3 separate regions of the Homo sapiens genome follow, and regions 1 and 3 are each linked to region 2. A link is a loop called in an ENCODE intact Hi-C map of the cell type or tissue named here. Cell type or tissue: CD4-positive, alpha-beta T cell. All regions are shown on one strand.

Evidence for each region. Hi-C counts contacts between places; a loop is a spot of excess contacts. Peaks named below come from ENCODE experiments on the same cell type or tissue, not always from the same donor. Only the 100,000 strongest peaks of a DNase experiment are listed, where the experiment ranks them.
Region 1: a loop joins it to region 2, with 11 times the contacts of the local background. A loop is called at or near these places in 9 of 110 quality-filtered maps.
Region 3: a loop joins it to region 2, with 8 times the contacts of the local background. A loop is called at or near these places in 10 of 110 quality-filtered maps.

The regions. Positions count from the first base shown.
Region 1 is chr10:96,761,274-96,769,273 of GRCh38, forward strand. No RefSeq gene overlaps it. Among named protein-coding and RNA genes, the nearest start is that of PIK3AP1, 45 kb to the left of the region's middle. RefSeq lists a silencer at 4,613-4,702. In CD4-positive, alpha-beta T cell, CTCF peaks have their summits at 4,575 (motif pointing right) and 4,774; a DNase peak (open chromatin) is centred at 4,578.
Region 2 is chr10:97,205,814-97,213,813 of GRCh38, forward strand. The region is part of intron 11 of ARHGAP19-SLIT1 (ARHGAP19-SLIT1 readthrough (NMD candidate)); the gene reads right to left. Among named protein-coding and RNA genes, the nearest start is that of SLIT1, 24 kb to the left of the region's middle. In CD4-positive, alpha-beta T cell, CTCF peaks have their summits at 4,857 (motif pointing left) and 5,056; a DNase peak (open chromatin) is centred at 4,868.
Region 3 is chr10:96,391,322-96,399,321 of GRCh38, forward strand. TLL2 (tolloid like 2) reads right to left here. Exons shown (of 21, transcript NM_012465.4): 11 at 5,865-5,981; 12 at 4,554-4,699; 13 at 3,866-4,061. Among named protein-coding and RNA genes, the nearest start is that of OPALIN, 36 kb to the left of the region's middle. RefSeq lists an enhancer at 5,793-6,321. In CD4-positive, alpha-beta T cell, CTCF peaks have their summits at 4,814 (motif pointing right) and 5,013; a DNase peak (open chromatin) is centred at 4,810; H3K27me3 peaks cover 1,269 bases.

The DNA.
Region 1 (8,000 bases), 440 kb before region 2:
CCCCCCTCTCTCTCCCAAGGCTCTCTCTTGCACTTCTGACTCATGGTGTTCTTAGAACATTCTCTTGGGCCATCTCTTCTCTTGAAGTCTCTAGCCTCCTGTCCTTTTGCCCACCTTTCTTTCTCTGATCTCACCCTTCATCTCCACCATCTTCTCCCCATTTCTGCCCACCTCTGCTTGCTCCAGGAAATTAAAAACGTGTCTGTCTTTATTTTGAAGAGCAATGCTGTGTTACTTATCTCACTCTAACCCAGGCCAGATTGCTACAATACTCTAGACTGCTACAAACATGAGGGTCTTTGAAGTATTCAGCACAATTAAGAGAGCTCACTTTCTGAGGATTTCTGCCTCTAGCTTTTCAAAGGAACAACACGTTTTTCTCCCTGCTCCATATGTATAAATCTCACATAATTGTAATCACAGTTTATGTACATACATATTTGTGCTCTACTCTTTTTCATTTGGTGTTGTTTCATAAGTAGTTTCCTCGTTGTGAATCTTATCTTGTAAAATTGTATAATTCTGGCTGGGCATGGTGCCACACACCTGTAATCCCAGCTACTTGGGAGGCTGAGGCAGGAGAATCGCTTGAACCTGGGAGGTGGAGGTTGCAGCAAGCCAAGATCATGCCACTGCACTTCAGCCTGGGCAAAAAAGTGAGACTCTGTCTCAAAAAAAAAAAATTGTATAATTCAGTCCTGTAAAGGTGACTTAATTCACTTAATCATTTCTCTAGTGTTGCGCATTTAAGATATTTCTACTTTTGTTGGGGAAAATTTGTTGTAAAATATTTTTAAACAACTAAAATCTCTTTCTATCAATTATGTTCTGCTGGGCGCGGTGGCTTACGCCTATAACCCCAGCACTTTGGGAGGCCGAGGCGGGCAGATCACTTGAGGTCAGGAATTGGAGACCAGCCTGGCCAACATGGTAAAGCCCCGTCTCTACTAAAAGCACAAAAATTAGCCAGGTGTGGTGGTGGGCACCTGTAATCCCAGCTACTCGGGAGGCTGAGGCAGGAGAATCCCTTGAACCTGGGAGACAGAGATTGCAGTGAACTGAGATCATGTCACTGCACTCCAGCCTGGGCGACAGAGCAAGACTCTGTCTCAAAAAATTTAAAAATATATATATTTTCTGAAAATAAACCCCCAAGAATATGCAGAATGGAGGGAGAGGGGCTACATTTTTATTGCCTTTAATATGTATTGTTAAATTTTACACAGTACAATTCTACCAATTTACAATGCCATTAGCAACTAATATTTCTCCATAGCCTCACTTGTGTTTAGTTTTCAAAAGTGTTTCAAATTTGTAGATGCAAAATTGCATCTTGTTAGTATTTCCATTTTCATGTATTTGATTACCAGTACTATTGAAAAGCTTACCACTTACTTAAATTTGTATTTTCTTTTCTGTATATTGTCTGTGTCCTTGTCTGTTTGTAATTGGCTTCTTGACACTTTTTTTTTTTTTTTTTGAGATGGAGTTTCACTCTGTCGCTCAGGTTGGAGTGCAGTAGTGCGATCTCGGCTCACTGCAAGCTCCGCCTCCCGGGTCTCCTGCCTCAGCCTCCTGAGTAGCTGGGACTACAGGCACCCGCCACCATGCCCTGCTAATTTTGTTTTTTGTATTTTTAGTAGAGATGGGGTTTCACCGTGTTAGCCAGGATGGTCTCAATCTCCTGACCTCGTGATCTGCCCTCCTCAGCCTCCCAAAGTGCTGGGATTACAGGTGTGAGCCACCGCGCCTGCCCAGCTTCTTGATACTCTTAATCATAAATTTAATAAGAGCATTTGCTGATTCTTTATCATATCTGCTGCAGCTATTTCCTCTAATCTCTTCCTTTCCGTATTTATAGATTTTGTATATACTCTTATTTTTTACCATGTCCTAGCAGCTCAATTTTTCCTGTATTATTTATTGGTTTATGCTAGAAGGTAGTAGAAAATAGTTAGAAATGTATGAATTCAAATTCTAACACTCTTATTCCTGCTCTGCCACTCTGGGTGACTGAGCAAATTACATAACCTCTCTAAGCCTTCTTCCCATCTGTAAAAACCTGATATCACTAATAATGGCACTGAGCACACAATGTCTTATAAGGATTAAATGAGATAATGCAGGCCGGGCGCGGTGGCTCACGCCTGTAATCCCAGCACTTTGGGAGGCTGAGGCGGGTGGATCACGAGGTCAGGAGATTGAGACCATCCTGGCTAACATGGTGAAACCTCGTCTCTACTAAAAATACAAAAAATTAGCTGGGCGTGGTGGTGGGCGCCTGTAATACCAGCTACTCAGGAGGCTGAGGCAGGAGAATGGCGTGAACCCGGGAGGAGGAGGTTGCAGTGAGCTGAGACTGCGCCACTGCACTCCAGCCTGGGCAACAGAGCGAGACTCTGTCTCAAAAAAAAAAAAAAAAAAAAGAGATAATGCATAAAGTGCACCTGGCACATAGCAACTCATAAAAGTAGTTACATCATTGTATTATTACTGTTATTCTTTTATTTGTTCAATAATTAGAAAAATGATTGTTTACCATAGCTGTGATAAATGACTGACTTGCTTTTTTACTGGTAGCTTTGTTTTTCATCTCCTTCATCCCTATGCAGCTCTGTTTTTTTTTTTTTTTTTTTTTTTTTTTTAGGAGTCTGGCTCTGTCTCTCTGTCTCCCAGGCTGGAGTGCAGTGGTATGATCTCGGCTCACTGCAACCTCCGCCTCCCAGGTTCAAGTGATTCTCATGCGCCACCACACCCAGCTAATCTTTGTATTTTCTGTAGAGACGGGGTTTCGCCATGATGGCCAAGCTGGTCTCAAACTCCTGACCTCAGGTGATCCACCCGCCTCAGCCTCCCAAAGTGCTGGGATTACAGGTGTGAGCCACTGGGATTACAGGAGGCAGCTGGCCTCCTATGCAGCTCATTTTGATGTATAATGGGTACATCTGAAGCAAGAGAGGGAGATGGAGTCCAAGCACCAGAGCTCACTCATCAGGGATTCTCATGGGGGCAGTTATGAGGGAAATGGGGAACATTCTCATGGGAGGAGAAAGGCTTATAAATTAAGCCGGAGAAGTTCATTAATAAATAGGCTGTCCACATTAACACCTGTCAATAAACAGGATTCGAAATGGCAGGTGAGGAGCTACAGAGGGTACTGCATCTGGAAACCTGGTGGGCAATGGCTCAGAGTCTGAGGGCTGAAATGAGGAAGTGCGGTATCAGCATGGAGCAAGCCAAGCCCACGGGAGCAGTGAAATGGGCCAATACTTAATCAGTATGCACCACAGTCTCACCATACAGTGAGACCCAGAAAGACATTTGTTCTGCTAGAATGCACATTTCTGTTATGGGAATCAGCTCACTGCAGAAGTAAAATTATAGCCATCATCAGGGAAGGAAGAAGCGCTCAGCTCAGCTGCTACACTAATTGCATGAGCCCTTTCAGCTGTATTTTAGGAAAATGGCAATGAGCACACACACCCAGGGCCCTTTTCCCCAGCTCTCAGCCAGGTTGCACTGCTTCCTGGATCCACCTGACTAGCACTCAGAGCCCACCACCATCTGCACTCTTTCAACACTTGCCAGACCAGCTCTAATTAAAGTGTTGCCAGCATGTTCCCACTCTATCACATTGAACATTTTAAATATCTACTGTGACAGTCTCCAGCCACACTGAGGCAGTCTGGGCAGTCCAAGTTATCTCCTTATGTGCAAACCACTATTTTTATTAGCATTCTGGTTACAGATTTCCACAGATTACGAGTGATCTGCCTCTAACCCTATTTTCCCCATAAGCCCTATTACTCTTACTGCTTGATTTTGCCGAACACAAGGTTCTTGAGGAATGCCTAAGTGTTGGGTGCTCCACGCACTGCCTTGGATCCTCTTGGCCACACCTCGATTCCTGCTATTATTTGAGGACACAATTCTATGCAGGCTTCAACTCACCTCCTGTGGCCCTGCCTCACCTCAAGCATGCGCTGTACATCTTCCCCTGACCCCGCAAGGTTCTCCGATGCTGTGGTGCGACGTGCCTGCGGGAGCACCCCGGCACTCGCTGATGTGAAACCTACAAGCGCAAGGGCGTTACAACCTTCAAGATGACCCTCTGTCAATGCTAGATGGGAGTTCATGGGGGAACACTTACAACTTCTGCCTTTCATCCATTGGGTGGTCAGTTTGAGGCACTATCTGTATACAACTCCTCAGAAGTTGCTGTTGGGATGGAAGCCCCCGTGCCCACTGCAGTCACCAATGTGACTGGCTTGGTTTTCCTTCTTCCCTGGTCAGTTTCCTTAGTCTCCACCCCTGCTCCCTGGTATCACCACTGTCCACAGTAAACTACACACACAGTTCCTTGTACCAGGCTTGTCTTCCCAGGGGAATAAGACAGCATGTGCTGCATTAAAATGGAAACACCTTTACTTACTTTTACGTACTGTTAATCAACAGTCACTGCCCAGTTCTTCCAAGTGGCCTTTATCATCCCTTCCCTGTAACTTCCTGGGTCCCCGTTTGAGACTCCCCCAAAGGAGTAATGTCACGCACAGCAGGAGGCTGCCAGCAGGGGGCTCCAACCCTACACCAACATCTGTTCTGAAGGTGCCTCAGCCGGACTAGTGATAAATGCTTTAGATTTCACCCTGGCAGTGAGATACAGGTAAAGATAAGTGCCTATTCAAGCCCTATGTTCCTTTTACTGGCGATTCATGTAAACCACACTCCTAATGAATTGAGGACTAATTTTTTTTTTGAAACAGGATCTCTCTGTTGCCCAGGCTGGAGTGCAGTGGCACAGTCATAGCTCACTGCAGCCTCAACCTTCCAGGCCCAGGTGATCCTCCTGCCTCAGCCTCCCAAAGGACTAAGATTACAGGCAGGCATCACCACGCCTGGCTAATTTTTTTTATTTTTCGAAGAAACAGGGTCTCACTATGTTGCCCAGGCTGGTCTCGAACTCCTGTACTCAAGCAATCCTCCTGCTTTGGCCTCCCAAAGTGCTGAGATTACAGGCCTGAGCCACTGAGCCCAGACACAACTGTTTTAAAAGGCAAGGTCAGTGGACTAGGTATTTGAACTATACATTCATGGCCAGACGCAGTGGCTCACTCCTGCAATCCTAGCACTTTGGGAGTCCGAGGCGGGCAGATCCCCTGAAGTCAGGAGTTTGAGACCAGCCTGGTCAACATGGTGAAACTCCGTCTCTACTAGAAATACAAAAATTAGCCAAGTGTGGTGGCACGTGCTTGTACTCCCAGCTACCTGGGAGGCTAAGGCAGGAGAATCACTAGAACCCAGGAGGTGGAGGCTGCAGTGGGACAAGATCACACCACTGAACTCCAGTCTGGGTGACAGAGCGAGACTCCATCTCAAAAAAATAAATCAAATCAAATCAAATGAACTATACATTCATTATGGATGACTCAAAAAGGTTGGGTAAATATTAAAAGTAATAAGAGACCTAGGAAGGAAATAAAGAATTATGAGGCCAAAGGCCGGGCGCCGTGGCTCACGCCTATAATCGCAGCACTTTCAGAGGCCGAGAAAGGCGGATCACGAGGTCAGAAGATTGAGACCATCCTGGCTAACACAGTGAAACCCTGTCTCTGCTAAAAATACAAAAAATTAGCCGGGCGTGGTGGCCGGCGCCTGTAGTCCCAGCTACTCGGGAGGCTGAGGCAGGAGAATGGCGTGAACCTGGAAGGCGGAGCTTGCAGTGAGCCGAGATGGCGCCACTGCACTCCAGCCTGGCGGACAGAGCGAGACTCCCGTCTCAAAAAAAAAAAAAAAAAAAAAAAAAGGCCGGGCGTGGTGGCTCACACCTGTAATCCCAGCACTTTGGGAGGCCGAGGCGGGCGGATCACGAGGTCAGGAGATTGACGCCATCCTGGCAAACATGGTGAAACCCCGTCTGTACTAAAAAATACAAAAAATTAGCAGGCTTGGTGGTGGGTGCCTGTAGTCCCAGCTACTTGGGAGGCTGAGGCAGGAGAATGGTGTGAACCCGCGAGGCAGAGCTTGCAGTAAGCAGAGATCAGGCCACTGCACTCCAGTCTGGGCGACAGAGCAAGACTCTATCTCAAAAAACAAAACAAAACAAAACAAAACAAAACAAAAAAACACTATAGTGGTTCCTCAAAAATTTAAACAAAATTACCACATGATCCAGCAATTCTACTTCTGGATATACATACTAAAGAATTAAGAGCAAAGATTTGAACAGATATTTATACACCCATGTTCATAGCAGTATTATTCACAATAGCCGAAAGGTGAAAACAACTGAAATGTTCATCAACTGATGGATGAACAAACAAAATGTGTGATATACATACAGATATATATACAGTGTGATATACATACTCAAATGTTCATCAACTGATGAATGGATAAACAAAATGCGTGATATACATACAATGTAATATGAGTCAGCCTTTAAAAGGAAGGACATTCTGACACATGCTACAACATGGATGAACCATGGATGAGATACGCTAGGTGAAGTAAGCCAGATGCAAAAGGACAAACATTGCATGATTCCACTTATATGAGGTAACTAGAGTAATAAAATTCACAGAGACAGGAAGTGCAACAATGGTTACTAAGGACTGGGGTTGGGGGAAGAGAATCAGGAGTTATTGTTTAATGCAGCAGTCCTCAATCTTTTTGGCACCAGGGACTGGTTTTGTGGAAGACAATTTTTCCATGGACAGGTATGGGAGGGGAAGATATTTTTGGGATGATTCAAGGGCCTTACATTTACTGTGCACTTTATTTCTGTTATGATTACATTCTAATACATAATGAAATCATTATACAACTCACCATAATGTAGAATCCTTCGGAGCCCTGAGCTTGTTTCCCTGCAACTAGGCAGTCCCATCCGGAGGTGATGGGAGACAGTGACAGATCATCAGGCATTAGATTCTCATCAACAGTGGGCAACCTAGATCCCTCATATGTGCAGTTCACAGTAGAATTCATGCTTCTATGAGAATGTAATACCGCTGCTGATCTGACAGGAGGCGGAGCTCACGTGGTAACGCAAATGACTGGGAGCGGCTGTAAATACAGATGAAGGTTTGCTCCCTCACTCGTCACTCACCTCCTGCTGTGTGACGCGGTTCCTAACAGACCACGGACTGATACAGGTCTCTGTACCCTGGTTTAATGGGTACCGGGTTTCAGCTTGGGAAAATGAAATGTTCTGCAGATAGATGGATGTGATGGTTGCACAACAATGTGAATATATTTATGCTACAGAACTATACACTTTTAAAGGTTTTAAAATAAGTTTTATATGAAACTGACATGTTTTCAGAAAAAAATACATTTCATATTATGTGTAATTTACTACATTACATGAGTATAATAATAAAAACCTAAAACTCAACAGATGGTTGGGAGGCCTAGGCGGGTGAATCACTTGAGGCCAGGAGTTACAGACCAGCCTGGCCAACATGGTGAAACCCCATCTCTACTAAAACTATAAAAATTAGCCAGGTGTGGTAGTGCGTACCTGTAATCTCAGCTACTTGGGAGGCTGAGGCAGTAGAACTGCTTGAACCCAGGGGACGGAGGTTGCAGTCTGCAGAGATCACACCACTGCCCTCTAGCCTGGGAAGCAGAGTGAGACTCAGTCTCAGAAAACAAAAAAACAAAACAAAAACCCTCAACAGATGGGTTTATACTTTATTAGCTACAGTCAAATCAATCAGTGAATGGAGCAGGGGTCAGAAGAAAATTCCCAGAATGCAGCACAGAGGAACAGAAGTCACCCCAAAGAATAATATAGAATTTATGCTCTAGTCTCTGGCATTGGTTTTATGAGTCCTATTTTGGGGTTTCCCCTTTTATAGTAGAAGTTAGGCTTAATATGAGCTACCTTACATGCTCACCCATAGGAAAAAGAATGCCAGCTTTGACATAAGTATGCATATGCATTGTTCCATTTAATTTAATTAATTTAATTTCATTTCATTTATTTAATGATTCTA
Region 2 (8,000 bases):
TAAGCCACACGGACATAGTCTCTGCCCTCAGAGAGTTCACAGTCTAGTACAGGAGGCAGACTGCAATGAAACAAAAGCAATCACAAGAGCTTATCAGGGCAGGGTGTGGTGGCTCATTCCTATAATCCCAGCACTTTGGGATGCTGAGGCAATCGGATCGCTTGAGCCCAGAATTCAAGACCAGCCTGGGAAACATAATGAAACACCCTCTCTACTAAAAATACAAAAATTAGCCGGGCGTGGTGTCATGTGCCTGTAGTCCCAGCTACTTGGGAGGATGAGGTGGGAGGATCACTTGAGCCTGGGAGGCCAAGCTGCAGTAAGCTGTGTTCATGCCACTGCACTCCAGCCTCAACAGAGTGAGACCCTGTCTCAAAAAAATAATTAATTAAAAAAAGAGTTTATAGTTACAAATTATAGTGAGAGCTATGAAGGACCCATCCATGAAGGATGGAGAGTATTAGAGAAGTGTGACTTTGCCTGGGAGTCAGCAGCTCCCCTGAGATGACACCAACCTGACATCAGATGAATGAGTAGTCACCATCCAGGTGAGGGGTTTGGGGGTGGAGGGAGAGTGTCCCTGATGCTGAGGCCAGAGAGCACCCACAGGCTCTGGGATCTGGAAGCCTGGGGGCAGGTGGGCCCTAGGGATCCCAGGGCTGTGAGTGGAGATGCAGATGGGGCATGATCCCCCTGAACCGAGGAGGGATGGGAATGAAAACAGGGAAGCCTGGTGAGTGATGCTGGGGGTTTGGACTGATGTCATCACAGTAGAAATGCCAAGTCAAAGGGGACTTTTTAATTGAACTTTTTTATTATGGAATTTTAAAAAATAAATAAATGTAGACAGAACAGTACCATGAACTCCTGAACCCCTCATCCAGCAGCATCCACAACAGCTGACCCACAGCCAAGCTTTTCTCAGCTATACCCCACCCACGCTCCTTACCCCAAATGTATGATGCCGAAACAAATCCCAGATTTGTTTGCTGTGTAGTTCACCCATGGATATTTCAGTATGTATCTCTACAACAAAAGGACTGTTTTTAACATAACCGCATTATCACACCTAAAAAATAAATGATAACACAAGGGGAAATGTCTGAGGCTTGATATTTATTGCCAAACTACCCAGAAAAGCCCCCCGCCGACCCCAAGCAGGTGTGAGGGTCCCCATCTCACTACACACTTGCCAACACTGGGAGTTACAAGAGATGGATTTCTACAAGAGGCTCACCCCAAAACCGAGGAGCTAACCCTTAAATTCCAGGTTCACTTAATTAAAATGAGGCAGCCACAGAAACACTTTCTGTGGAAATCTCTCTCACACATCCAATGGCCACTTGTGAGCGGCCAGCGATTGGGGGTTGTAGAGACAGGAGGTGGTGAGCCCAGCAACCCCTGCCAGCTCCCCAGGGTGGGCCCAGTACCGGTTCATGGAGTACCCTGCCGGCTCCCCAGGGTGGGCCAAGTGTGGGTTCACAGAGCACCCTGCTGGCTCCCCAGGGCGGGCCAAGTGCGGGTTCATGGAGCAGGGCCCCTGCCCATCCTTCATCTCCCACATCTGCCCTCAGCCAATGGGGCAGACTGAGAAAGGGTTTCCTTAGGACCCAAGGGTTTCCAGAAACAACCCACCAGAGCCAGAGAGGGAAGGACCAGCAGGTGCTCCCTCCTATGGCAAGCACATGCCCCTTCAGAGCTCAAAGGGTTTCTGTTTGAGCTGAAACCTAGGGACTCACTGCCTTGCCTCTCCTCAGACCTGTGCCCCCCCTACAGTGACTCATGGGCGTCCCATTCAGTCAGGAACCTAGAATATTAAAAGATCTACAAGCCAGATAGGTGAGTTTTCAGGTTCAGAAAGCAGTTTCATCTTTCTAGTAAGATGGAGGCAGCCACAGTTCCAGAACTCTCTGCGCAGTTCCCTAACCTTTCTGAGCCGTGGTCTTTACCTAATCAGGTTTGACTTCCTGCTACAGTCTCCTACTCTCAGTCCAGAATAGAGGCGGCAACCAGGCATGGTGGTACGTGCCTGTGGTCCCAGCTACTCAGAAGGCTGAGGTGGGAGGATCGCCTGAGCCCTGGGAGTTCAAGGTTGTAGTGAGCTGTCATCGCACCACTGCACTCCAGCCCAGGTGAGAACCTATCTCTAAAAAAATTAAAAATAGAGACAGCTGTCCTTCCTGCAAGCCAGCCAGCCAGACACTGAGTCTTTGCTGTGTTCCAGGCACCCTGCTAAGCCAGGGAGATGCAAGGGTGAATAGGAACTGATCCCTTCCCTGCAGGAGCTCACCATCTCTAAGAAAAGCAGTCACATAAACACTGTGCAACGTGACCAGGGCTCCAGAAGAGATGCGTTCATGCTGCTGTGGGAATTCAGCTAGTGGAGCCAAGAGCTCTGCCTGGAGAGAGAAGGCTTCTAGGGGGCGGGATCTTAAAAGCTGGGGCTTGAATGACACTGGGGAAAGTCAAGGTGGGGGAAATCATCTCCTGGACAGGACATGAACTAACACTCTTTGGATTCAAGCAGCAGAACATCTTTTCATACACTTACTGGACATTTGTACGTCTTATTTGAAGTAATGTCTATTCATATCCTTGCCCATTTTTAAATTGGGTTATTTGTTTTTTTTTATTGTTGAGTTGTAAGAATTCTTGGCCAAGCTCAGTGGCTCATGCCTGTAATCCCAACACTTTGGGAGGCTAAGTCAGGAGGATGGCTTGAGCCCATGAGCCCAGGAACGTGAGACCAGCCTGGATAAGACAGCGAGATCCCATCTCTACAAAAAATTAGCTAGGTATGGTGGTACACATCTGTAGTGCCAGCTAATGGGGAGGCTGAGGTGGGAGGATTGCTTGAGCCCAGGAGGTTGAGGCTGCAGTGAGCTGTGATCACATCACTGCACAACAGCCTGGGAAACAGAGCAAGACCCTGTCTCAAAAAAAAAAAAATTCTTTATATATCCTAGACACTACTCCCTTGTCAGATATATAAGTTGCAAATATTTTCTTCCATTTTGTGAGTCTCAATATCCTTTCATACCTTTTGAATCTGGTGCCATATACATATACTAGCTATTCAGATATCATAGGTAATTCAACATTTTCTGGAGCCACAATAAGAAAGTAAAAAGACAGCTGGGCGCGGTGGCTCATGCCTGTAATCCCAGCACTTTGGGAGGCCAAGGCGGGTGGATTGCTTGAGGTCAAAAGTTTGAGACCAGCCTGGCCAACATGGTGAATCCCCATCTCTACTAAAAATACAAAATCAGCCTGGTGTGGTGGCGGGTGCCTGTAATCCCAGTCACTCAGGAGGCTGAGGCAGGAGAATCTCTTGAACCCGGGAGGTGGAGGTTGTTGCAGTGAGCCAAGATCGTGCCACTGCACTCCGGCCTGGGCGACAGAGCAAGACAGAAGCTATATTATGTAGAATTCCATGACAGTGAATGAGGTATTCCATGGACACAGATGGTTGCACTGGCAGAAGTATTTTGGGAAGAGATGGCAAATCCATATCTAGAATAAGAGTCTGTTCCAGTGAGGACAAAATTGATGTCCCCTCTATGGTGGAAGGGGTCCAATGTAGTTAGTCTGCCACCAGATGGCTGGCTGAGGTCCCCCCACCTCCAGGAATGATGAGCTTCTGAAATGTCTGGAGGGCATTTTCTTTCCTTCCTTTCAACATTCACTCAACAATTTGCTGGGGGCCTCCTCTGGTCCCAGCCCTATGCTCAGACTATAAATGACATAGCAGGGGTTGGGCCCTTGGTCACTGTCTCAGGCTTAGGGTTTAGAGACATGAGAAACAGAAATGGCTGCCATGGCCACCACTGCTAAAACAGAATGACCCAGTGAAAAGAGCACTGGGCAGGGAGTCTGGGGTACCTGACTTCTAGTCCAGGTTTGCCGCTAGCACCCATGTGACAGAAGTGGGGACACTGTGCTTCTCTAGGCTCAGATTCCTCATCCTTGAAACAGAATGGAAGCTCCAGGATGGCGAGGACCAATGGTGGACCAAGGCTAGGGGGTGATGAGGGGGTACGTTGTGGAATCAGTTCCCCTTGGGTGCAGAACACAAGTCATTTGTCAGCCGGGTGCAGTGGCTCACATGTGTAATCCCAGCACTTCGGGAGGCCAAGGCGGGCAGATCACCTGAAGTCAGGAGTTCGAGACCAGCCTGGCCAACATGGTGAAACTCCGTCTCTACTAAAAATACAAAAATTAGCCGGGCGTGGTGGTGTGTGCCTGTAGTCCCAGCTACTCGGGAGGCTGAGGCAGGAGAATCATTTGAACCCAGGAGACGGAGGTTGCAGCGAGCCAAGATCGTGCCACTGCACTCCAGCCTGGGCAACAGAGCCAAGCTCCGTCTCAAAAAAAAAAAAAAAAAAGAGTCATTTGTCTCTGAAGAAGTTTTTAAATAATTAACTAATAGTTGGTCTCCTTTTTGTTATCACAATACACCTGCTGTTCTAAACAATGCCAGTAAGAAAATACTCATCCAAAAAAAAAAAAATCCTTGTTTTGCCTGAGTTCTAAATAATTACTACAGTTACTATTAGGTTTTCATAATGTACGTGTAAGCTTTAAATTAGCAATTTTAAAATTATTTATCTTTTAATAAACATTGTATTCTACATGGACGTTAACTTGGAGTACTCCGTTCTACAGTTGTACCCAGACACACACAGACCCAACTACCTGTGATTTTTCTAGGGTAAGTATGTAGTGGCTTGGAATCTTTCAAGCTCACTTCTGGCAGAATGATTAAAATTTAAACAAATAAATCAAAGACAGAGAAATTTAAGTCCCCACCAACCCCGTCTCTTAACACTTGATGCATTGAACCAGGGAAGCTCACCTGCGCCATCTAGTGGTAGAAATGGTGATTACAGGCACGTGTGGCTGGACATTCTCATCCCTGCGGGCAGCTCTTGTCCCACAGGAGTAGGGGGCACAGGGCTATGGAGCGCTTGAAATGCGACTCATCCGAATTGAGATGGGCTGAAGGTGTAACATGCATACTGAATCTCTAAGACTTAGTATGAAAAATAATGTAAAGTAGCTCTTTAACAATGGATTATACTGATTACATATTGGTTTTCTATTGATTACACATTCAAATGATAATATTGGGGGTGAGGGAAGCCTCGGGAAGGTTTAATCAGACAAGTCAGCCCCAAGGCTATTGCATCCTAGGTCCACCTAGATCACAACGAGCAAGTTCCTTCACTTCTCAAGGCCTTAGTTCCCTCATCCTTAAAAATGGATGGGTGATACCGACATCACGAGACTATGATGATTAAATGCGATAAGGCATACAAATGCCTAAGACATTTACGCTCAGGAGAAATTGGTTTCCTTTCTGTCAGAGCTAATCAAAATGGCAGAAAAACTAGAGTAGGCAGCCTCCTGGGGGCACTCTCAGAGGGTCTGGATTTATTTCCCTTTTTCCCCTTTGGCACTATGCTGCAGGTGTGTGGCCCAGGCAATCAGCCCTCCTAATTGTGGAGGACCAGCTCCAGCTGCCGCCCTCCTGGGCCCCTGCCCGCCTCGGCGCCCACTGTGTGCACAGCACCAGGCGCCAGCTCGTGAGCTTGCTCTCATCCTGTGGGCCAAGGCCCAATCCCACCTTTCTGCCTGGGGGTCTTCCCAGCCACACCAGCCCCTCCACTTCCCGCAGTGGGCGGCCTCCCTGTATCCACACCCACCACAGGGCACAAACCGCACACCCACTGCCACCTCTGCATCAGTGGTTCTGTGTCATGCTGGACCAACAGTATCAGCATCAGCTGGGAACCAATGAGAAATGCAAGTTCCTGGGCCTCAGACCTGCATCAGAGACTCCAGGGGTAAGGCCCGGCCATGCTTCAGAAAGACTTCTAGGTGACTTGGCTGCCTGGTCAGTTTGAGAACCAGTGCCCTATCAGCCCTCACAGCCGCCGGGCGCGGTGGCTCACGCCTGTAATCCCAGCACTTTGGGAGGCTGAGGTGGGTGAATCACGAGGTCAGGAGATCGAGACCATCCTGGCCAACATGGTGAAACCCCGTCTCTATTAAAAATACAAAAAAATTAGCCGGGCGTGGCGGCGGATGCCTGTAGTCCCAGCTACTCGGGAGGCTGAGGCAGGAGAATGGCGTGAACCCGGGGGGCAGAGTTTGCAGTGAGTCGAGATCGCGCCACTGCACTCCAGCCTGGGCAACAGAGCAAGACTCCGTCTCAAAAAGAAAAACACAAAACAAAACAAAAACACAGCTTCCTTTGCTCTCCCCTCTGCTCCCCTCCCACCCCCTCCGTCAGTGGAGCCCCTATTCGGTTGTGGAGGAACTCCTGTGCCTAAAACTACCCTGTCATCTTCCCCTTCACCATTTCGCCCATGGTAATCTTCACCAAACTTTAGCAAACTTTCAGTAATTTTATCACATATGCAGGCCACTTTTCTATTTCTTCCTCAACATTTTAAATTTGATACAAATTCAAATACACACTTTAGGTGGGCACAGTGGCTCATGCCTGTAATCCCAGCATTTTGGGAGAGCAAGGCAAGAGGATTACTTGAAGCCAGGAATATGAGACCAGCCTGGGCAACATACCAAGACCCCATTTCTAAAAAAAAATTTTAAAATTAGCTGTGCACTGTGGTGTGTGCCTGTAATCGCGGCTACTCAGAAGGCTGAGGCAGGAGGATTGCTTGAGCCCAGGAGTTAGGGGCTGCAGTGAGCTATGATGGCACCACTGCACTCTAGCCTGGATGGATGACAGAGACTTTGTCTCTAAAAAACAAAACAAAACAACCCCAAATATACACTTTAGCCTGGTCCTAAAGAATCTAGAAATTCAGACTTAACATATAAGTTATATTTTTCTATCACATATTAAACACTATTAAAGACTGTTCATCACCAGGCATGGTGGCTCACACCTGTAATCCCAGCACTTTGGGAGGCCGAGGCGAGTGGATCACCTGAAGTCAAGAGCTTGAGACCAGCCTGGCCAACATGATGAAACCCCGTCTCTACTAAAAATATAAAAATTAGCAGCTGGGCGCGGTGCCTCACACCTGTAATCCCAGCACTTTGGGAGGCTGAGGTGGGCGGATCACCTGAGGTCAGGAGTTTGAGAACAGCCTGACCAACATGGAGAAACCTGTCTCTACTAAAAATACAAAATTAGCCTGGCGTAGTGGCACATGCCTGTAATCCCAGCTACTCGGGAGCTGAGGCAGGAGAATCGCTTGAACCCAGGAGGCAGAAGTTGCGGTGAGCCAAGATCGTGCCATTGCACTCCAGCCTGGGCAACAAGTTGTGCCTATAATCTCAGCTACTTGGGAGGCTGAGGCATGAGAATCACTTGAACCCAGGAGGCAGAGGTTGCAGTGAGCCAAGATCGTGCCACTGCACTCCAGCCTGGGGGATAGAGCAAGACTCTGTCTTTAAAAAAAAAAAAAAAAAAAAACAAAACACCTGTTTATCCAAAGTACTGTCTAGAAGTCATTTTGGGGAAACGATGCCTGCAGTGTAGCCTGACTCTCTCACAACACACTCTATCCTACCCTTTCCTGTCTACCCCTCAGGGCTTCCATTTCCCTCCTCCTCTCATCTGCAGCCCCGACTCTTGACAGCCCTACCTTCCTGGACCATCCAGCACCTCCCTTCCATCAACCCCCCACCCAAGACTCTGACATCCCTGACGACTCCCTGTGAAACATCACCAGCTAAATAAATACACACGGAATGAATGAACTCTGGGCCCTCAAAACATCCACCTCTGCCCCACAGCGCCCCAAGCCCCCGTCCTTATGTAACTCGTCTCTAAGTAACAGCTCCAGGAAGTGTCCCTGGACCTCCCGTACACATCTTTCCGGGCCTCCGCCCACCCACCCTTCCACCTTACTTTCCCACCCTCACCAAAGGCCTCGTATGTGCCAGGCATTGCACTAGGTAGTGTGGAAACAGAATATAAAGAACAGCTCTGGCCTTCAAGGAACTCAGATTCCCATAAGCCA
Region 3 (8,000 bases), 810 kb before region 2:
AGCTGATCTGCAAGAGAGCGAATAGCTAGTAGGGAACATGGGACCAGCACCTCAAACTCCACTTGCCACGTCCAGAGCCCTTTTGCCTATACCTCTGTGGTATCGGGAAGGTAGAAAGGTGACCAGTGTCAGAATCAAATCACAAACACTAAGGAAAAATTCCACCCCCTTCACGTTCCTTCCCTGTGGCTTTCAGGTCTCCTTAGTGGAAACAGAGCGGATTGTGGAATCCTACAGATCCAGGTTCTAGTTCCAGCCCAGCCATGTTAGGAATTCAGCTTCCTCAACTGGAAAACGGGGGCAATAATAATTCCTACCAGGGGATTGTAATGAAGAAAAGTGAGATAACCTAGATCCTGGCACGTGGCCAGCATTCAGTAGATGTCCTTTCCCTGATTTAATAGGTCTAGATGAGGTTTCTGTTAATCCTGATTCCTACTTTAAGATTCATGGTCAAGGTCAATGTTGTATATTTCTTCTTTTCTAAATGTTGTTCTCTGCAGTTGTTTTAACCATAAAAAAGTCAAGCTGGGTCTGTGCACTAAGTTACTTTGGGTGGGCCTTAGTCCACACTTTGACAGGCATCTGAAAAGATGTTTGCAAATTGAAATGCCCTCCAAGTAGGACACTGGGTAACCTGGGCCCCGTCGCAGACTGAGTCTCACAGCCTCCACCAAGGTCCACACCCACACAGCAATGTCATCGCGCATTTGCTGCTAATCTCCTTCACCACCATGAGCACTTGAGGACAATCATTGTGTGCTTTCCTCGGCGTCTCCAGCCCCAGCACCAACACATAGACTGATGAATGTTGAATGCACGCTAGATGGGGAGGAGGGAGAAGGTGGCGTCTTCTAACCAGCAAATGGAGCCAGCTATCATGGTTACTTGAGCAGGTCCAGGCACTTCCTCGGTCTCTTACAAACCAGTTTAGCATCAGAGAAATACCTTCCATTGTCCTGACTGGCATCTCCAGTAAGTTTTCCATAAAAAAATCAGGAGGTCCAGTTAAATTTGACTTTCAGATAAACCATCAAACACTTCTCAGCACAGTATGTGATATTTGGGACACATACTAAAAAAAAATCATTCTGTATCTAAAGTTCAAATGTAACTAGGCATCCTGTTTTTTTTTTTTTAATTTCCTAAACCTGACAAGCCTAATCTCCAGCTTTAGCTGGTACTCTCAAAATTGTGCATTGCTGATCACCAGCAGCACCAGCAGTAAGGTGTGGATGGTCAGTGGTTACCAGTTATCCCCCTGGAATGGAGCCCCAGCACCCAGCTTACAGAACCTGGGGTGGAAGTCAGGGGAGGAGAAGGCCAAGGGGACTGGAATAAACAGAATTAGAATGACAACCTCATAATCATTCATGACATGTGGTAGGCAGAATAAGGCCTTCCAAAGCTGTCTACAGCTTGGCCTCTACAATCTGTGAATCTGTTACCTTAATGTAAGATTCTGCAAGTGTGGTTAAATTAAGGATCTTAATTAGGTGAAAGAAGGACTCTGCAGGTGTGGTTAAATGAAGGATCTTGGAGATGAGGAGATTCTCCTGGATTATCTGGGTGGGCTCAATGTCAACACCAGGTCCGTGTAAGGCAAAGAGGTGGAAGGAAGTTAGGGTCAGAAGGAGGAGATGTGCTGACCGGAGCAGAGGTCTGTGATGCAGCAGAGAGAATGTGGCATGAGAATGACACACTGGCCATTACTGGCTTTGACCATGGAAGGGGACCATGAGCCAAGGAATTCAGGCAGCTCCTAGAAGCTGGAAAAGGCAAAGAAATAGATTCTCCCTTAGAACCTCAAGAAGGAATGCAGCCCTGCCATCCCCTTGATTTTATCCCAGTGAGACCCATGTTAGACTTCTGACCTCCACAACTGTAGGATAATAAGTGTGCATTGTTTTAAGCCACCAAGCCTGTGGTAAATTGCTACAGCAGGAATAGGAAACCAGTCCATCACAATAGCCAGAAGAAATTGTCGCATCGGTTTTTCCAGAAAGAATAACCACTTCAAAGATTCCTTCCCTAGCAAAGACAATGAACGGGACTAAACACTACACTCGGTGTATTGACTTGCACTATTCCATTTTCTCCTGATGACAGCCTTGCAATCACCTGGCAGCATTGTCTCTCCAGGTAGAGAGACTGGAGCTTGTGCAACAGAAGCTGTGCAACTGGAGAAATCATGCAACTTGCTTGAGGCCACCCAGCCGGTGTCACTGCTGCCAAGTCAGACAGGGGCCACCCCAGGCTGGGAGACACCAGGCATGTGCAGGCTGGGCCAGGGTGGGATTGGGGCTGTGAATTTCCAGGCATCTCAACTAAGGCTGTCATATCTTCCCTGTGCAATCAGAAGCTGACCTGCTTTCAAAATACAAGTGCTATGGCCTGGCTTTTTTTTTCTTTTTTTTCTTTTTTTTTTTGGCTTGAGAAAGAAGCAACTCAGTTTTGTCTCCAATCCTTCAGCGCCATCATGATTCTCCTCTGCTGCTGTTTGGGTTTTGCTCTTCCCCGATACCTCAAAATAGGAAAAAATAACAGCCCCACCCCTTGTTTGTCACCTGCCAGCTTTTAAGTGCCTCCACAGCCGTCCTTTCTTTGGGGCTTCACAACAATTGCTTAGGTACAATGGGCAGATGTCCTTCTTCCTATTTTACAGAGAGGAAAACTGAAGCTTCAGTAAGGACGAATGGCTGCCTGCTCTGGGTGACAGTGCAGAAGTGGGTTCTTTTGACACCCAGGCTGTTCACGTAGAACCTGGGAGAAGGTCTAAGATGGGGCAGAAGAGGAGAATGGAAGCAAGGGAGGGACTGGGATTTCTGTGCTGGCTCAGCCAGGAGTCCTAGGAGAGGAGGGAAGAGGAGAAAGCAGGCTCTGGGCAAGCACAAGTTGTAGGGGGGCTGGGGAAGTGGGGTCACTGATTAAGGGGCCACAGCAGCAGAGGACTGAATGTCTCTACTCAAGGGCTGCTGCTGTGCTCCTGGGCGCCCAGGCCCAATGCAGTGGGGAGCAGCCATGCTTCCCTCTTAGGGTGTGGTCTTCAGGGCTTTCAGGGGCCTGACAGCAGAGAAGGAGGACCTGCCCGTTCAAAGGAGGGTTGGAAGCTGGCTCTTCTGGGGCCAGGAAAGCTCGGTCTGCCCATGCCATTCTGGGCCTGGTTCCATCAGGACCCTACAGAGCAGCAGGTCCCCAGGGCAACACGGAAATTTGTTCCCAGAGTGCCACCCCTTATTCTCCTCCCAACCCCGATCATGTGGGGGTAAGCATGTAGTCTAGGGGCACTGATGTTCCAGGAGCTGAACACCTGGGTTGCCTCTCTGGCCCACATCAAGGAATAGTAGCAATGTTGTAGAAAGAGTTTGAGCTTAGGAATTAGGCCGACTGAATTAGATCCCCGATCTGCCACTTAACTACCTGCATGATCCTGAGAAGCCCTGCCCAGCCCTGATCCAAATCTAACTCACAGGGTTATTTGGGGAATTAAATGACATTATGTAAGTCAAGTACCTTACACAGTTCTTGGTACACAGTAGGTGATCAATTAATGATAGCTGCTATCCAAATATTTGCTGTTATTCCATGCTCAGTTTCACTACCGTGTAGTTTGCCCTTGTAAACTTATTAGATCTAATTTCCAAGTACAGAACTTTCTATCGTGTGGAAGCCAAGGCTGAGCCTGCTCCTGATCAGTTGGGAACTCTGCTGGGGGCTCACACCCAGCTCTGAAATGCATCGCTGCCTTTTCTCTGCAGGGAGCCTTGTTTGGTGGTAAGCTTCCATATGGTTTTGTGTGTCTTAGGCCAGGGGGAGCAATATTTCTTCTTGTGCCTAAAAGTGGAAACAAACTGCTAATTCATACCCTTGAAAAAATTGGCTGCAAAGCCCGCTTTATTGATAGAGCCATCGGACACAAACTTCATCCACAGTCTGTTGGAGCTCGATTTCACATCCTCCGGCTTCTCATAGCCACAAAAGTGGCCGATCAGGGCACTCTCTTCCGTGGGGCCATCCCGGACTTCCAGGTAGTCATATGCACAGCTGTCGTGCCTTTCAATCTAAAGGAAGAAACAGAGGCAAGGTGGATGGCAGATGGTTCTGCTTTAAGGTTTTTGATTTAAGAAGAGAACCCAAATATCACTCTCAAAATCTAACCAAGAGGCCAAAGGACCCAAGTGTGTCCCAGGTCTCTCCATGCTGCTTCCTAGTTCACTCCTTACTTGCAGAAGTCAAGGGTGAATCAAACTGAGAAGAGTCTAAGAGGATAAATAGAGAAGAACAATTCTACCAAACTTCCCTGGATCCCATCCTGAATTTTCACTTTGATTATTATTCTCAACCTCTCTTACTGCCCTCAGAAAGGTGTCAAACCCCATTTCAAAGCCTGCATAGATGTTGATGTCAGATGTCCGGGCACAATTCACTATGGGCTTGAGAATAGCCTCTTAGGTTCCTGTTTTTAGCCAAAAATGAAAACCCATCTTTACAGAGTGGAGGATGTCTAGCAAAAGTTGCCGTTTCCTTGGGAAGCCGGTCTGAGCAGCACTCACCTCAAAAGCTTGGAAGGTAAGTCCCACGTGAAACCCCTCTGAAACCGTAATCCTCCAGACACATTCCTTGGAAGGTCTGTAGTCATCCGGATAGTTGGGAGATTGAATCTGACCGGCATCTTTGTTCATGTCTCCCCCGCAGGTAGCTTTAGAAAGAGACATCAGGAGAGGAAGACGGGGGCCCTGGTCAGATCTTACTTAGGAAGGAAGGTTGGGGAGGCGGGGGGAACAGCGCTTGCCACCACTAGGTGGCTCCGCTCACCAACATTTTCATCTCCAGCCCACAAACACCGCGCCTCCAGAAAGGCACGATTGCATTTGTCTTTAACTCTGAATTTTTTTCATATAAAGAAAAAACCACATAAAGCAGTGGTTCTCTAACTTCGCTGTGCATCAAAATCGCCTGAGGGAGTTTGCAAACTGTGGAAGCTGGGGCCACACTCCCCAGAGGTTCTGATTCCAGTGGGTGTTGGGGAGCGCTGCGTAGCCGTGAAGTTCCCCAGGTGATTCAAGGTAGAGAGTACAGGACCGCTGGTAGGAAAGGACCCGTGCGCGCACACGTGCACACATGCGCACACATGCACATTACTTATTTTACAAAGACAAAACTTTGGCCTCTCTAAAATTGTAATAATTTAAGGCCGAAGGACCCTTGGTAATGTAAGGCCAAAGGACCCTTGGTAATTTTCTGGTAGTTTTCCCCTTTCTTTTTTTTTTTTTTTTTTTGGTAGAGGGTACGGTGGGGTGGGGAATGAGCCAGAGAAGCTCAAGACATAGAAGAAATAGAAGCACCATCACCTGGTGGCAGCTGCCTAGAGCCCAGACCTATTGGTTCCCTCTACTCAGCCACCAGGGTAGCCTCAGAGGCCCTTCTAAGAAACGCAGTTGGAAATTCCTTGATGTTGCCCAAAGTCTTCTTTTCACAAAGGAAACAAACAGAGGCCTAGAGAGGTCAGATTCTTTGCTTAGGCTCACACAGCAATTCAGAGGCTGCTATCATTTCCACAGGGTTCTAGATCCCCCCAATACCGTCCTGTATGGGGGAAGCCGACTCCTCAGCTGGCCTGGAATGAGGGTTGAGTGGGATGGCGTCAGAAGGATGGCACTACTTCTGAAGTGGGCACAGCTGGCCTCTGCTTCCAGAATGTTGCAGGAGGGGCTGTGGAATCCTCAGCTTGCCCCCTGTGGTGGCTGCCCCCACCCCTGTGGCTCTGGCCTGGAGTGTCTGGGCTGGGAGAGGGACAGTGGGCTGCCTGGGAAGGACAGAGCTTATGAGGGGCCACCGAGCAGCTGCTTTCACCTCGCACAAACCTTCGTACGCTGCAAAGAAGCCCTTGCCCAAGATGTTGCTGCTGCTGCGGAACTCCACCCAGAGCCGGCTGTCCGTGGAGACGAGGGGCTCCGGGATCTTATCGCCACAAAACCTGCCTGGAAAGTGGAAAAAGAAGCAGTTAGGAGCCCTGGGGACAGCAAGAAGGCACTGGCTTCAGGCTAGGAGGAAGCTGAGGTTCTTCACACGTGGTTTGAAGTGAGCAATAACCCTGGCTGGGACAACTTATCCTGTAGCACACACAGGATCAAAAGATGGGATTGGAAGAGTCACACAATAATGTGTGACTTAATTCTTTTTCAGGCTGACTTCAGGAGAATTCCAAATTCCCATCAAAGTATCCAGAGAAGAGCCCAGGCAGCCTCTCCCCTGCCGAGGGGTGTTGCTGAGGCTCTGAAGGTGAGGCAGGGGAAGAATGGTGAGAGAATAGAGCAGATTTCCTTTCCTGGTGTTTCCTGTTGCATGTATACCCTTCCCTTTTGGGGGCATTAGACATCTGCTTTCCTTGACTTGGGAAGGGATGCCAGGGAAAACACAGCAAAGAAATAAAACCATCTTGGCGTTTACATTTCACAAGCCTAGTTGCAATAGCAAAGATTTGGAAGGATGCACCATATTTTCCCCATCCTGGTAGCCGTAGGAGGGTTCCTAGGATGGAGGAGTGACAGGACTAGCGGGAGAGCAGCAGGGAGCCCCTAAAAGGACCCATTCCCCATCTCACCTTGAGAAAGAGATCCCAGGTAGGTTTAAGAATCTAAGAGAAGCAGAAAACTGTGTCCTCAGTCCTTGGGCAGAGTCCAGAGTGGCAGCAAGACCCTGGATTCCCCTGTTGTGCCCACCCGCCAAGGTCAGCATAGAAGTGTCTATGTGATTGTCCAGACATTTGGCCCTGAGACAGGCATGCAGAGCTCTTCAGGCAAAGTGTGGCAGGATGGCAGCAACATGATTCCAGGCCCAAGAGGGGGATGGAAGTGACTTTCCCACAGCTGAGAGGATTAGGGGAGCCATAGAATGTCTCCCAAGCTTCTAGGGGAATGTAGACCTGCACCATTCTGAACTGGCCTAGGGTTGATAAAAGGAGGAAGCCCAGTAGCCTGTATCTGGATAGAGGACTCATTGGTTAGGGATGAGAACATCCCAGCAATGCCAGTCAGGGTGGCAGGATAGATGCCCCCCGCCACCACCATGCCTTGGCATAAACTATGCCCCCAACCAGGACATACAAATTGACCAAAACTGAAAACACAAATTGACCAAAATCAAGTCCCTACTACCTGATGGAAAGGGGGATCATCATAGACAAACTTTTGTTATCGAGAAAAAAAATTAATACATTTGTATTTTCTTAGACACTTGGGTGCATGGTCTGAAATCTGGAGCCTCCACAGAGGCCTGGTCTTCCCAGTACCTGGTCATTCTTGGCCATCTAATCCCTACTGCCACGTCAGGATGGCAGCCCAGGGCGAGGTGGGAGATGGGTTCATCTTTACTGAATGGTTCAGAACACAGGCCAGCCACGGTCTATTTGGACTGGAAGACCATGGTTCTACCAAGCACCTATTGCATGAGTCACTTGGAGAATGTATTTAGCTTTGGGGGGCAATGGGGAATGGGAAGTGGCTGCTAATGAATATGGGTCTTCTTTTGGAGTGATGAAAATATTCTTTTTTTTTTTTTTTTTTTTTGAGACAGAGTCTTGCTCTGTCACCCAGGCTGGAACACAATGGCGTGATCTCAGCTCACTGCAGCCTCTGCCTCCCAGGTTCAAGGGATTCTCCTGCCTCACCCTCCCAAGTAGCTGGGACTACAGGCACGTGCCACCATGCCCAGCTAATTTTTTATATTTTTAGTAGAGATGGGGTTTCACCGTGTTAGCCAGGATGGTCTCAATCTCCTGACCTCATGATCTGCCCGCCTCAGCTTCCCAAAGTGCTGGGTTTACAGGCATGAGCCACCGCGCCTGGCTGTGATGAAAATATTCTAAAATTGATTGTGGTGACACAACTCTGAGCATGCTAAAAACCATTGACTGGTATACTTTAAATGGTGAATTGTATGGTCCAGAAATTATATCTGAATATTTTTTTAAAGTCCAATTCACAGATATGTCACGGGTA